2 separate regions of the Homo sapiens genome follow, and region 2 is linked to region 1. A link is an interaction called in ENCODE POLR2A ChIA-PET data of the cell type or tissue named here. Cell type or tissue: MCF 10A. All regions are shown on one strand. Each heading gives the region's core, and the rest is flanking DNA. Links, peaks and the distances in the headings are about the cores only. Region 1 holds the start of RAET1E (retinoic acid early transcript 1E). Region 2 overlaps MTHFD1L (methylenetetrahydrofolate dehydrogenase (NADP+ dependent) 1 like).

Region 1 (2,809 bases), core at 248-2,747:
ACACCAAGCATTTATTTCTTACCTTCCTGGAAGATGGGAAGTCCAAGATCAAGGTGTCAGCAGGTCCGGTATCTGGCGAGGGCCCTCTCTTCCTCACCAGATGGCTGTCTTCCTGTTGTATCCTCACACAGTGGAGAGCAGAGACAGACAGCAAGCTCTCCTATCACTTCTTAATCCCACATGGCTCCACTCACATGAGTTATGACTTCCTAAATAGCATCACCTTGAGAATTAGGATTTCTGCATATGAATTTGGAAGGCAGGCAAACATGCGGCCTGTAACACCACCCATATCCGTTCCACATCTAGGTTCCCTCTGTGTGCCGGGCAGTATGCCAGTTAATTCAAGTGCATGTCAGACCCAGAGGGTGACATCCTGTGACTCAGATGCTAGGGCCCTTATGATGCCTGGTAAGGTAAGTGGGTCTTTACCACTGTCCTTTCTTAACTAGATGGAACAGACTTCAAAGAAAGTAACCATGGACTATCGGCAGGGCTCTATCTCTGGGGCTGGGGGATAAGGGGTTGTCTGCTCAGAGGACAGTGGGTCAAGCGTTTGAAGGAGCCGAGGAATGCACATTTTTTACATGTCCCCTATGTGGTTCTCTGTCTGCTAAGGTTAAAGAACCTCAATTTTGAGGGTGCACTTCCACCTCTTGGTCTGGAGAAGGGGTCTCAAATCTGTCCTGAGTGGAGCCTGTTCTGTACACATCCAGGCCCTGAGAGTACACAGAGAGGAACTCACTGCTACCGCCCTGCCAATACTGCTGCTGTGGGGACACCAGCGGGGGTGGGCCAAGAACAGAGTGTATGTGTGTGTTTGTGTGTGTGTGTGTGTGTGTGCATGGGTGCTTGTGTGTGTGTGCGTGCATATGTGTGATATGACCACTGAGTAGCTCCTTAGCAGGGCCAATATTTTCTACAAGTCTGATGACTCACAGGAAGGAGCACACCAGGCCTATACTTGGGTCCTGACATCTGGGATGCCAACCTAACACTGAAGAAAAAGAAAGAGCTGCAGACAGGCTGGGAAAAATATACAGAAAGGGGAAAGGGGCCCTTCCACCTTTGTTGCCCTCTGTGGTCCTGAATCTCAGCTTGGCCTGAGCCAACCTGAAGATGGGAAGGAATAGCCATTTTCCAACTGCAAAATGTCAGCTTCAGGCAATGGTTTCAAAACTGAAGTAATGGTTACATATGAAGTAGATTTTTGTTTGTTTTGTTTTTTGAGACCAGGTCTTGCTCTGTCATCCAGGTGGAGTGCAGTGGCATGAGCACGGCTCACTGCAGCCTTGAACTCCCAGGCTCAATCAGTCCTTCCACTTCAGCCTCCAGAATAGCTGGCACTACAGGCATGAGCCACCACACCCAGCTAATTTTTAAATTTTTGGTGTGGAGATGGGGTCTCATCACGTTGCCCAGGCTGATCTCGAACTCCTGGGCTCAAACAATCCTCCCCCCTCAGCCTCCCAAAGTGTTGGGATTACAGGAGTGAGCCACCACACCCGGCTGAAATGGAATTTTAATTGAAGTAAGAAGCGGGTGATAAGGAAAGTGAAACCAATAATTTCACATAGTCCCTGGAAGCCCGTTGCTATAAAGAACTTTCAGCCTGAAGTCCAAAGAGAGACGAAAATTTTAAAATGAATTGGACTGCAGTTTTCAATCCCTGAAAATGAGTCACAGCCTTTTTGTGGCAGTGTGCCCTGGGCTTCTAACCGTCCTCTCCCTGCCCCAGCTGCCTTGAGGTCCCGGCCAATGGTTTCAACACTCAGGCTAGGAATGCCAAGGCCCGGCAGAGCGAGGCTGTGGAAGCCTTGGCATAAGCGGAAGGGAGGATCTGAGGGAGAATGGGACAAGAGAAGTCGGAAAGAAGGAGTTAGGGCAGGAGAACAAGGAGAAATCCCTGTCCCCCAAATTGGAGAGAGGGGCGATTGGGACTCCAGACTGGAAGGAGGCACGGATCCCTGAGTGCTTGGTGTGGAGGCAGAGGACCCGCAGAGCCACCCCGTCCTCCCTGCCTTATCCAGCGTCCCCGCCGCCACACCCCCAGCATCTCCCCCAACCCCACTTTTACTTCATTATCTGCCCCTGGTTCTCTCACCACTCGAGCCCCTGCTTTCCTCCTTCACTCCCAAACATGCACACGTTCCCTCTGCACGGGTGTTTGGAACACCAGCCATCCCCCACCCCCTACCTTGTGCCAGCAGGAGATGTTTGTCCTTCTGCCGTCTCTAGGATGGAGAGGCCTGAGGTGACTGCTTCCTCAGAGTCTCTGTGCAAACTCTCTGAGGAGCAGAAACCAGTTCAGTCTCTCTGGGTGTGGAGAGGCCGGCCTAGCAGAACACCCGTCCACCATGCAAACCGGGTGGGGCCACCTGTCAACTGTCACGTGTGAGTGATTCTAGGACAGGGTAACTCGTCCAGAATTGGATCCAATTCAGTACTGGATTCACCATCAGTAGAAGGACCAAGACCAGACTCAAGTCCCAGCCACGAAATTCTAGAAAGGATTTAATGTAATTTTAGCAGTTGTTGGAGACCAGCATGTGATGGCATACATATGTTTTCCTTGATATGTAGGTGGGGGCCCCCACCTTTTTTCAGGGTTTAGGCTTCTGCAGGTCCTGGCATAGCTGTGACAGCGGCCCTACCTCATTTCTGGTGGGTGCTGGCTCCCTCTATTGCTTGGTTTCTGTGCAAACACTGCATTATCGTCCTGCCCTCTTGAGACCTGGAGCTCCTGCCCCCTGAGCTCGTGTTCGCACTGTGTGTCACTGAACCTCGCTGTTTTCTTCTTGCAACTCCA
Region 2 (2,809 bases), core at 29-2,528, 1.1 Mb after region 1:
TGACGGAGGTGCCCAAACAGAGCATGAAATGGTAGAGTAGCTGAGAAGGTTAGCCTCAGTCACGATCTGTCCTGTCCTACCCTCTGAGGACTCTAAACCCCGCAGTAGTTCACCCAACAAATTCATTCACTCGGCCAATGCTGCATAAGGCACTCAGCTCGGGGCTACAGGGAGCCCCAACTTTAAGAAGCTTTCTCTGCTTCAGGTAGTTTACAGGTGGTAGACGCAGATAGAAGTGAATTAGTAAAGAGAATAGTTTGGTGTAAAAATTGTGCATTTAACTGAAACCTTAATTCACTACTGAGCATTTAATAGCCATTAAATAAAAACCAGGGCCCGCACAGTGGCTCACACTTACAATCCGAGCACTTTTGGAAGCCAAGGTAGAAGGATTGCTTCAGGCCAGGAGTTTGAGACGCCTGGGCAACATAGCCAGACTTTGTCTCTACTTAAACAAAAATTAGCCAGGAGTCATGGCACGCACCTGGAGTCCCAGCTACTCAGGAGGCTGAAATGGGAGGATTACTTGAGCCCAGGAGTTTGAGGCTACAGTGAGCTATGATCATATCATTGCACTCCAGCCTGGGAGATAGAGTGAGATCTCTGTCTCTAAAAAAATGAAATAAAATAATAAAAAACACAATATAATTTAAAATCTTTGGAGTCACTAAACAAATATACAATGTGAATCTCCTCTCACTCCAGCTAACGCCACCATATCCAACACTAGGTAAAGACCAAAGCCGTTCTGGAAAATCAGAATCTGTTGCCATGGCTCATGCCTGGACACCAGGCTGTCCGCTCCTGACGTCACTCTTTCACTTACGACTTGTTAGAAAATGAATGTGTGGAATGGCCCTGGATAGCTGCTGCAGCTCCCTGGTTTCCTGAAGTGAGCCCTCTGTGTCATTATCTGGTCTTCTCAGCCCTCAGCCGAGTTCCTCCTGTGGCCACACACGGGGTCGCAGTGAGCGTCAGTGCACAGTGATGAAATCTCCTGGAACAGTCGGGTGTGGGGCATGAGGAAGGGAGTGGTGCCTGACTACAGAAGTTCCTGGAGGTCAGGAAACTCTCACTGGAGGCGGTGGCCCTAGAGGGCTGCTTTCTATGACAGAGCAGGAAGCTGCATGTGTAGTGGGACACACGCACCAGAGGGGCCAGGATCTCCTAATAAGGACTGGTATTTATTTTTACTTGACCCCATTCTGGGCCTTGCCACAGTCTGCTGAAATGCCTTGAACATTCATCACCCGTGTGGGAGACAGGATAGTAATTTCCTGCTGAGATGACTGAGGGGACGGGGAATGGGGACACCAGGGGGACTGGCTCCTGCAGGTGGGAAAATTCTAGCAAAATGAATCACTCTTCTGCTTAGTCACCCAATGTGCACTTATTAGGGTGCTGCTGAAATACATATTCATCTATCCACTCCAGAAAGATAGTCCAAACTGAGACCTCAGGATCAGAAAGCCTCCCATTCTCCTGCAGGGTTCATTCATTTACTCAGTGAATTATTAAATGCCTACAGCACGCAGGGCCATCAGCCCCACAGCTATGAGAAAGATTCAGTCCTTCCCTCACAGGCCTTATGATAGACTCCAGTAAATAAAACCATACAGGCACAGAATGCGGCGGGCTTTATAACAAAGGCAGAAAGCCCCTCTTGTTGTGTCCTCAAGGGAGGCAGAGAAGCTCCCCTCTGGCTCTAGTTGGAGAATCCCAACCCAAGCAAGTCCATCCTTAAACAATAAACATCTCCAGCATTGCTGGCTTTGGAAGACCCCATGGTGAGATGCTGGAGCTTTTTTCCGCTCCAGATTTCGCTTCTAAATATTTACTTTTACTTTCCATGTTCACTTATAGGCCAGGGTTTTTTTTTCCTACCATTGAATTATTTCGTCATGTTCTATTTAATTATTGCTTTAATTGGCATTGGTGACCACAAATAATAATAAATACTATTAACTGGTGTAACAGCTTCACTAGTCTATTTCACTGCCCCATGCTGTTGTAACTGAAGCCCCCAGCACAAGCATTCCCAGCTCGTGGTCATCTAAGACCTTTGAGGTCATTCTTACATGCATTGCTAGTGTTTTCCATATTCCTTGATGGTAGCCAATTTTTCCTTCTTAAAATAACTTTCTTCATTCCTAGTAAGCTTCATATGTATTTTATGTATTCTTCCCTCTTTTTTATGACATGATACATATTATTGAAAGCTAGGAAATAATGCAAGATTCTTGAACGACATAATACCACTTAGTACATCTTTTTGTAAGAGATAGTTTTTCTAATACAAATCTTTGATATGGGAAGAAACAAGCAAGTTGTTTTTTAAGGTTTTCCAACCCTATATTCTACTACAAATTACCCTGTTATGGTATGCTTCCAAAATTCTTTCAAGGATTATGGTTTATAGAGTTCAATAAACCTAATAGTTTATAAAACTTCTCAAAAAATAATCTCATGCCAAAAATAATTTAGTAGTAGGTGGTCTTTGTCTTGTGGTCACATGGTTTTGATATTGTCTTTAAGTTTCTATAATTTACAAGGGCTGTTTAATCAGTTGGCATAAATTTCATGACAAAAATACTAATATGTAAGCAAAGTATATGAAACAATATTATTGAGAAGTAAATTACATTCCATGTAGAAAAAGACTAGAAAGACAACACCAAAACCTTAAATTAGACAGTGTTATTATGAGTAGCTTTTTTTCTTCTCTTTTTCCATATAGATCAAATTACTACATTGGGCGTATATCACTTTTATAACATGAAAATACAGTAAATAGGGCGATGATAAACTG

What was found. Peaks named below come from ENCODE experiments on the same cell type or tissue, not always from the same donor. Only the 100,000 strongest peaks of a DNase experiment are listed, where the experiment ranks them.
Region 2: POLR2A ChIA-PET joins it to region 1 with 5 read pairs; 1 of 35 experiments calls an interaction of 5 or more read pairs at or near these places.

The regions. Positions count from the first base shown.
Region 1 is chr6:149,895,824-149,898,632 of GRCh38, forward strand. It overlaps RAET1E (retinoic acid early transcript 1E), which reads right to left and starts at 2,290. Exons shown (of 6, transcript NM_001394057.1): 1 at 2,198-2,290; 2 at 23-209. It overlaps RAET1E-LRP11 (RAET1E-LRP11 readthrough), which reads right to left and starts at 307. Exons shown (of 15, transcript NR_182438.1): 1 at 23-307. All of the region lies in intron 1 of RAET1E-AS1 (RAET1E antisense RNA 1), which reads left to right. RefSeq lists a silencer at 2,550-2,809. In MCF 10A, for the core only: no CTCF peak of the experiment used is centred there; DNase peaks (open chromatin) are centred at 328 and 1,728.
Region 2 is chr6:151,040,097-151,042,905 of GRCh38, forward strand. The region is part of intron 26 of MTHFD1L (methylenetetrahydrofolate dehydrogenase (NADP+ dependent) 1 like); the gene reads left to right. Among named protein-coding and RNA genes, the nearest start is that of MIR12131, 61 kb to the right of the region's middle. In MCF 10A, for the core only: no CTCF peak of the experiment used is centred there; DNase peaks (open chromatin) are centred at 975 and 1,235.